Linked DNA regions of Homo sapiens: regions 1 and 2 are each linked to region 3. The links are chromatin contacts, found by Hi-C or POLR2A ChIA-PET in ENCODE. All regions are on one chromosome and are shown on one strand. The core of a region is the stretch at or near the end of the contact, and the rest is flanking DNA. Distances in the headings are between cores, read along the strand shown. Region 1 overlaps LOC101927609 (a long non-coding RNA gene). Region 2 overlaps LOC107986772 (a long non-coding RNA gene). Region 3 overlaps LINC02888 (long intergenic non-protein coding RNA 2888).

Evidence for each region. Hi-C counts contacts between places; a loop is a spot of excess contacts on that map. ChIA-PET counts read pairs that join two places held with the same protein, here RNA polymerase II (POLR2A). Pooled maps may share reads with other maps.
Region 1: a pooled map shows a loop between it and region 3 (14-fold over the local background). The contact joins two enhancer-like sites. A Hi-C loop is called at or near these places in 2 of 37 single-sample maps with no recorded cell type and 9 of 50 pooled maps. POLR2A ChIA-PET finds 5 or more read pairs at or near these places in 1 of 52 experiments (WTC11).
Region 2: a loop to region 3 is called in a pooled map, with 5 times the contacts of the local background. The contact joins two enhancer-like sites. A Hi-C loop is called at or near these places in 3 of 50 pooled maps. POLR2A ChIA-PET finds 5 or more read pairs at or near these places in 2 of 52 experiments (PC-9 and activated CD4-positive, alpha-beta T cell).

What each region holds. Positions count from the first base shown.
Region 1 is chr7:17,260,018-17,262,717 of GRCh38, reverse strand. The region is part of intron 5 of LOC101927609 (a long non-coding RNA gene); the gene reads left to right. Among named protein-coding and RNA genes, the nearest start is that of AHR, 37 kb to the left of the region's middle. Within about 2 kb of position 1,342, at least 2 of the 41 ENCODE cell types and tissues checked have a DNase peak (open chromatin) inside an H3K27ac peak, as active enhancers do.
Region 2 is chr7:17,184,583-17,187,282 of GRCh38, reverse strand. The region is part of intron 1 of LOC107986772 (a long non-coding RNA gene); the gene reads right to left. The region is part of intron 6 of LOC101927609 (a long non-coding RNA gene); the gene reads left to right. Among named protein-coding and RNA genes, the nearest start is that of AHR, 110 kb to the left of the region's middle. RefSeq lists an enhancer at 1,292-1,361. Within about 2 kb of position 1,427, at least 2 of the 41 ENCODE cell types and tissues checked have a DNase peak (open chromatin) inside an H3K27ac peak, as active enhancers do.
Region 3 is chr7:17,401,945-17,404,744 of GRCh38, reverse strand. All of the region lies in intron 1 of LINC02888 (long intergenic non-protein coding RNA 2888), which reads right to left. Among named protein-coding and RNA genes, the nearest start is that of LINC02888, 28 kb to the right of the region's middle. Within about 2 kb of position 1,549, at least 2 of the 41 ENCODE cell types and tissues checked have a DNase peak (open chromatin) inside an H3K27ac peak, as active enhancers do.

The sequences.
Region 1 (2,700 bases), core at 93-2,592, 140 kb after region 3:
TCCTAGGCAAATCAAACTTTCCATCTTATATCTCCCATTTTGATGCTGCCCTTGATGATTCTAAAAGGATTTCCTGTTCTTATCCCATGAAAAATCAGCATTTTTCTCATTAAAGATAAAATATATATCTTTACTCTTTGGCAAGGTATGCCCTCTATATCATGCTCATCAAGATGTTTCTTGAGAGGTGTACTGGGTTCAAAATGTGTTTACCAAGTTGAGTCCAAACTCTTCTAAAGATTGGAGCCCCCAAAGAGTAGCATGCAGTGAAATTGATATCCAGTTTTTTAAAACTTTCATATGAATTGGTATGATGATCACTAGCAGATTTATTCATCCTCAATTGACTGATATTCCCAAAGACACTCTCCCAAATTTAAAATCTCCAATTCTCTTCAATTTTCCTGTAAAACAAAAGCGCTGATAACAGTAACATATATATGACCATTCAGAGCTATTATATCTACTGGTTGACAAAATAGGAGAACATTGTGAGGAACAGTGACAAAACCCTAGAAGCTGTAGAAATACCTAGGAAAAAGATTGAGGAAAAGAAGTGTTGGATGAAAATATCAGAGGTACATACAAGATGGCTTTCTCCTGAGTACCTTGAAGTCAGTATTCATTCAATACATTTTTGTTTTGGTTTGGTTTTGGTTTTCGGGTTGTTTTGTTTTGTTGTTGTTTTTGTTTTTTTTTCTGAGACAGAGTCTCATTCTGTCACCCAGACTGGAGTGCAATGGCATGGTCTCATCTCACTGCAACCTCTTCTCCCGGGTTCAAGCGATTCTCCTGCCTCAGCCTCCTGAGTAGCTGGGATTACAGGAGCCCACCACCATGCCTGGCTAATTTTTTATTTTTAGTAGAGATGGGGTTTCACTATGTTGGCCAGGCTGCTGTCAAACTCCTGACCTCAGGTGATCTGCCCACCTCGGCCTCCCAAAGTGCTGGGATTACAGGCATGAGCCACCACACCTGGCCCATTCAATAGATTTTTATGAAGCTACTAAGTCAGACATCATAGTATATGCTAGAAATACAAATACGACAGCAGAGATTATTCTAGAGATATGAGGTTTACTGATGAGCAGTTGGTGATACAAGTGATGATTTTAAAAAATAGTGGGAATGGAAAGGTTTAGCAGAGGAAATGACTAGTCAAGATTTTGTGGGCTTAAGTAAATAATGTTTGTATTTGCACAGAACCATTTTACACCTACATCCTCTTTCTAATGATGCATAATCTTATGCCAAAGCTGAGTATCAATCATTAAGATTGAAATTTCTAGACTAGACCGATATTCTCAAGGTTCTTGGCAGAATGACTCATTTGGGTATGAAACCACATACACATTAAACAATCACACTACAGAGTCCAGGGTGATAGTCTGGTATTTCTCGACATTTACAACCTTAGAAATGAGTAACTGCTGAATGGCAAGTTGCTATACATGGTAATCTGATAGAACAGTAAGGGAAAATGCACAATAATTAAAATGAATTTATGTCTATAACTTCTAGTTTAAATATCCTTTCCCATTGATATGACTGGTACTTAGAGAAAAAACTGTGTCTACTACTTTTTTATTTGATGAAATCACGTAATTGAATTTTTGATCCACCTTCTCAGAAGCTATCCATGTACACTCTCAAATTTTTCCTTTTGACAAAAATATATTTATATTTCCACTGTTTAAAAACAACTGGTGTAGAACCAATTCAACTAGAAAGAGTTTAGAAAAAAAGGAAACATGCATTCTGTAAATGTTCATAGGGCTTGTTTCACAATGAAAACTTCAGTAGGTAAATATAATCAAACAGCATCAGGAAAATTAAATTCTCTTTCACTTTGCAGCAATGCCAAGCAGTAATCTACAAAGAGGTACAGTATGGATTATAAATGGTACAACCAGCATCTTGGAAGGCAAATATTTGGATTAAAATCAGCATTGTGAACTGAACTGGTCATAAAGAAAATAAATAAACCCAATGGAGTTCAAAGAGGGTATTTAAATGCTTTTACAAACTCAGTTAGCTTTTATCTTTAAGATTCAGAAATTAATATGAATTGCTTAATAATTAAAAGTAAACATTTTTATAACATTAGAAAACTAAGGAATGTAACATTAATTACCCAGAAAGAATCTATAAACATGGAAAAATTAATGAAAAGAAAGTGCATTAGAAGTTCAGAAATCAAACTTCAGTTTTCTCTTAAGGAAAATCTCAGAGAGCACAGGAGTATAATCTATATATTTTTCCAGTTAGAGAAAGAATAGAGTTCTAGGGGGATAGGTATAATATATGGACATAGTATTTTCAGAAATGTGATGTGCTTATGTTTTTTATATTTCCTTGTGAATGTTTTTTTCCCATAGTCGGACTTGGGAATTTAGTGGAAATTAGGCGAATTTCAACAAAAACGCAGAGAAGGAAAGATATTCTAAAAGGCAGTGTGCTGACAGACAGTAGCCTTGAAAACTACATATCTGAGAGGATTTTCTAAATTCCCTTTTTTCCCATTTAAAACTTCTAGAAGCTGGCCTAGCAAGATTAATCACAGAGTTTTGTGAAAAAGAGGTTCTAGTCAAAAAGGAAGAAGGAAAATCTTGTCTGGTTGGTCCGAAGAGTTGAATGGAAGAGAAAGGGAATGGCAGATTGAGGAAGCCAGAGAGACCCTTGTGTCTAGATCTCCTCTTT
Region 2 (2,700 bases), core at 178-2,677, 220 kb after region 3:
GACTCTGTGAGCCTGTCATGTAATAAAGCTGATTCCTTTTCTCCTACCAGAAAACATGACTGAAACTGATGGCTTAGAGCTAAGTGAAAAACATATTAAACATGTATGAACCATTTGGGGCAAATTCCGTTTGATCCTGATGTATCATTATAACTTGAATTTTCTATCATCTTTGTTAAAGATTTATGATTTAATGACTTAAAGCCAATCTTAGTATGTCAATAAAATATGAAACTTTAATAATCAACAACAACAACAGTAACAAAAAACCTATTTACTTCTATTTTACTTGGATAAAACAAGGTGTAAAGGTCCCAGGTGATGGCAGTGTGGTCCCACATGTCCTGGCCAGGAGATATCAGGATGGGGATAGAGGTCGGGAATCTGGGCAGACCCCTGAAGCTGGTGGAAGTTGAAAAATGGATGGACAAAGGAGAAGCCAAGTAGAGGGAACCATGGAGCCAAGTGTCCAGAAAGCAGAGCCAGGATAAGGAGATGATCTGAGGATCTGTAAGTTTCATATTATCAAGCCAGTCATGATTGGAACATGAGATAAAAGCAAGTCTAAATGAGAAGGCACTAGTGTCAGAGAGAAAAGCCAGCAGTTTTCAGGGTACTGCTGCAGAGCCGTGTAAGTGGTGGGGCCAGGACAGTGCTAAGAATCTGTGACAGAGCTGGGACTCAAAACCAGGATCCAGGGCTGGACACTTGAGGGTCAACAGGGCCAGGGCTGAACCCACAAAAAGAATGCTTGTAAGGCTGTGTGTCTGAACTACTGGATATACTCCCAATATTTTCTCTAGCCCTTAGTAACCTGTCACCCTGAGACAGGACATGCAGGCCAGGGCTGAGCAGACATGTGAGGGCTTAATAGGGATGACTTCTGCGTTTAGAAAATTAGGAGACAAAGATAGAGACAGGCCAAGTGTAGAGGGATAATCTCAAAGACCACATCTGAGAAATGAGGCCCCTTTTTATAGATTTTGCTTTTCTTTAAAAGTATAAATCCTTTTCTTAAAAAGTGTAAATCTTGTCAGCTTCAAGGAAGAAACCTACTACCATTAACCTTTTCAGTTTTCCTCCCAGTTACAATCCAAGCAAAGCCAATTCACAGCGAAGCTGAGAAGTTTAGAAAGTTTGCCTTCTGTCTTATTCTCTCATTTTTGCAGCATTTTCTTCTCTCTGGTATAGTTATTTAATATATCCTGGTTGCTTCACCTCCCCGCCTCAAAACAGAGTAGGAGTTAAAAGCCATACTGTATGCTTTTGATTGAATAAGTGGCTATAATCTACTGCAGTGTAGTCTTAATGTGTTACCTCAAACGTAAGTTTTATTTTCAACAGGGTAGGCTTTTTTTTTCTAATTGCTTAAAGATATGAACCTTACCCTTAAGAAGGGGAAGTGGAATGAACCATATGAGTCAGTCAAAGATAGTCCACAGGAGGCCAGTCCGACCAAATCACATGTTAGACATACACTCTTGGAAACTGAAGAAAGCACGGAGAAAGCCATGACCTATTTTTTATTTTGTTGGAACTTGAAAGTTTTTTTTTAAATGAAAGTACTAAAGAACTCCAAAAATACATAGTAATGATAAAACAATCATATATCTATTATCAGGAAGCATAAAAATCATACAATAATCTAGTCCAGAGAGCATCATTACTTTGTCATCATTACTAAGTATTCCTTTTATAAGTAAATGTCAGTTCCTGCAACATTAGATAATTGTAGTTTAGAAATGAGTAATCTAATTTATTGGCCATGGCAGAGATTCAGCTCTTTGAAAAAGCATAGTCATTTTTAACCTTCTCATTGTTTATTGTTATGCATCTGACAATGGGATTTAATTTTTAGATATTTAAGCCTTTTCCTTATGCAACAATACCCCAAAGGCAGTCATTTCTGATGGTATTTGGAATCCCAAATCTTAATTCTTTTCCAGGAACAATGGAAATAAACAACCGATTTTAGGTGTTTCCCTATTTCCTTATTAAATAAAACCTTTTCACTTTGGCAGGCCTGCACTCTCTCTGTGAATGCTGGTTTATTTCCCCATTAATTGTCTTTCTAATTTTAATTAAACAGCCTTAAAGTGGCAGCAAAAGACACCTTTAATGTTTGTTAGTTCTGTTACTCTAGAAAGAAAAGAAGGTTTAATGTATTGCTTTAAATTCAACACACACACATACTTCTGATTGGGTAACACTAGGCTTTAAAGTACTTAAACCGAAAAGTAATTTCAAAATAAACATTCCTTTACTCTTTGGACTATTTGAAAATAAGCTGCCAGCATGACTGCCAAATGTCCCCTCTGAGTCTACATGTACATAAAAATATTTACCAAACCGTTGAGTCCACATCTCTATGAGGACAACATGCCATTTCTGATATGAGCTCTGGGGACTTAATGGCAGATATTTAGTTCTCAGCTGTCTTTAGCACATCCAATCCAATATAGTTGCGTATTACTTCTGTCTTTGGAGACAACCTAAATGATCTTACATTGTTAGAAATCTGTATCATTTAGATAAATAAATTTCAGATGTCACCTTTTTTCTTGGTGCCATTATGGTTATTTATAGTCCCAAATGAATTGTTGCAAATATACATTATAACTTTTATAATACATAAATTACAGTACATACATCTCTAAACTGGCTTGAGGTTAATTTTTAAATTGAATCTAGCAATGTGTG
Region 3 (2,800 bases), core at 300-2,799:
TGGTAAAAACTCTCAATAAACTAGGTATTGATAGAACATATCTCAAAATAAGAGCTGTTTATGACAAACCCGCAGCCAGTATCATACTGAATGGGCAAAAACTGGAAGCATTCCCTTTGAAAACTGGCACAAGAAAAGGATGCCCTCTCTCACCACTCCTAGTCAACATAGTATTGGAAGTTCTGGCCGGGGCAATCAGCCAAGGGAAAGAAATAAAGGGTATTCAAGTAGGAAGAGAGGAAGTCAAATTGTCTCTGTTTGCAGATGACATTAATCTATTTTTAAAAAGGGGTGCCAGCCCCTCTTAGAAGTTTGCCTGTTGCTTAAAATCCTATCCATTACTGATTTTATTACACTCCTGCTTCAAATTTGATTCATTTGCTTATAATTACTGGCGAATAAATGGCTAGGTGCCACTTTCAACGGCAAGCTTACAGTTCTGTAGAAGCTATAAAAGTCAACTTCAGAACAGCTGCCGTAGGATGGCTTGGGTTGGGAGGTTCTAGAGCTATAAGTCACTTCACCACCAGAATGCCAGATCAAGGGTCTGCTTTTTAGTTGCACCCAACAGACAGGAAGCAGGCTTATCAGTGACTCTTTAGCAATGGCTAATAAAGAAGATAGCTTAGATGTGGAATCTCAAACAGCTGAATTCACAGTAGCAGAGAGTAGAATGGTGGTTATTAGGGGAAGGGGCTGGGAGAGAAGAAAGGGAAGGTGCTGGTCAAAGTGTATAAAATTTTAGGTATGTAGGGTGAATACATTCTAGAGATCTAATGTATAGCATAGTGACCATAGTTAGTAATACTATATTATATACATGAAATTTGATAGGAGAGTATATCTCAAGTATTCTCACCACACACATACACAAGGTAACTACCTGAGAAGATGGGTATGTTAATTAGCTAACGATAGCAGTCATTTAACTCTCTATATTAAAACATCCTGCTGTATACCTTAAATATATTCACTTTTTTTGAAACAGGGTCTCACTGTGCCACCCAGGCTAGAGTGCAATGGCACGATCAAAGCTCACTGTAGCCGTTATTTCCCAGGCTCAAGAGATTTCCCACCTCAGCGCTCCCAAGTAGCTGGGACCAAAGGCGTGCGCCACCACATTTGAGTTTTTTTTTTTTTTTTTTTTTTTTAAGTGGAGATGAAGTCTCGCTATGTTGCCCAGACTGGTCTCAAATTCCTGAGTTGAAGTGATCTTCTTGCCTCAGTCTCCCAAAGTGTTGGGATTACAGGCATGAGCCACCACACTTGGCCTGAAAATATTTTGAAAACTTTAAAAATAAAAAAAAAGAAGATAGCTTGGGGCCACCCTGAATATCGTTATGAGACTCACCTCTGTATGTTTTATAGTAAAATATTATTCATTTTACTCATAAATCATGTTCAAGTGATATTTGAGTGGAAATGTTTTTCTTTCAGCAAATTCAGAGGTAATATCAAGGAGCATGATCTGGAGAAGGCAGCGTGGGTCAAATACTAAAATCTGGACTTACTGTCTCAGCAGTTGGCAAGCAACCAAGGTGAAGCTAGTGCTGTGGAAAGTCCCCAAAGGACCAGAGCAGATATACTCAGTGTCCTTTACCTCTACAGCTCCGCATTTTCAAACTCCCCCACTTGTCCTTCAGTCCATCCTCTAAATACTGTTCTTTCTCAGCTTGTGTTCTCACTCATCATCTCTTCTCATGCCACCTGACCTCCTTATGTGAGGTTCTTGGCATCAGTCATCAGATTTACCCTGACAACTCCCACGGATACATGATTAGCTCTGATATCCACCGGGGTTTAAAGAACTGTTGCAAATTCTTCCTGATTACCTCCTCTTAAAGGCACCTCAAATTCAATGTGACTGAAACGGAGCTCTTCCCCTGTATATCAGCTGTCAGTTCTCATTGCTTCAGCACCTAGTAAATTCTCTCACCAGCTCACTCCTTTCAGACTACTCCATAAAATCAAGAAAAGCCTAAAATGGCCAAAAACTAACCTATCCTGCATAATCATCGCTTGTAATTTTGCCCACAACTTCAGTAGTTTGACGTAAAAGATGTTCCATTCTTTACCACTGAGTAAAGAAGTTAAAAATGTTCCGTAATTTCGAATTCCTCTTTGTTCTAAGACTTTACTCTCACCTCCGGGTTCACAGCTAAGCTCCCCCATGACTGATACCGCTGAAAGTCTTGTTTCAACAAAACATTCATGTATATGTAAAAAATAAATCATCTGACAAATTGAGAATTGCTCAATTTGAAAAACAGATTCAGTGATAAAGACAGAGGTCAATATTAAACCTATGAGTAAGGTAAAGAAATGGGCGGGAAGAAAAATAACCCCAAATCGTTGACTTCCCAGAACCCAGAGGCTAATAGGACTCTCACTTCCTGCTTGAGGTGAAAGCAAGCAAAGGCACCTCTGTTCCTATCTTGTCTTGGTCAAAAGATAAATATGAATTATTATTCTTTTCTTTTTTCATCAGTAAAGAACTTTCCATCACCCTTTTGGCAACTTTCTGCACCAGCCACTTCCCCCTCATAACTCCAGTCAACCGTTCTCACATCTGAGAAAAATAGGTGGAGGATATTTCCAGGAGCCTCTGTTGCTGAGGTTGCCCACAGTCAGGTAAAAGTGGGAGAAATTTCTGAACCACCAAAAACCTGTTCCTGAGAGACAGAAGTAGAAAAAACTTACACATATTTTTAAAAAAGAGAAGTTGAGGTGTAGGGGGATGGTGACTCAATAAAACTTCCTCCCATGATAAAATAAAGTAAAATAAAATAAAGTGAAAGTG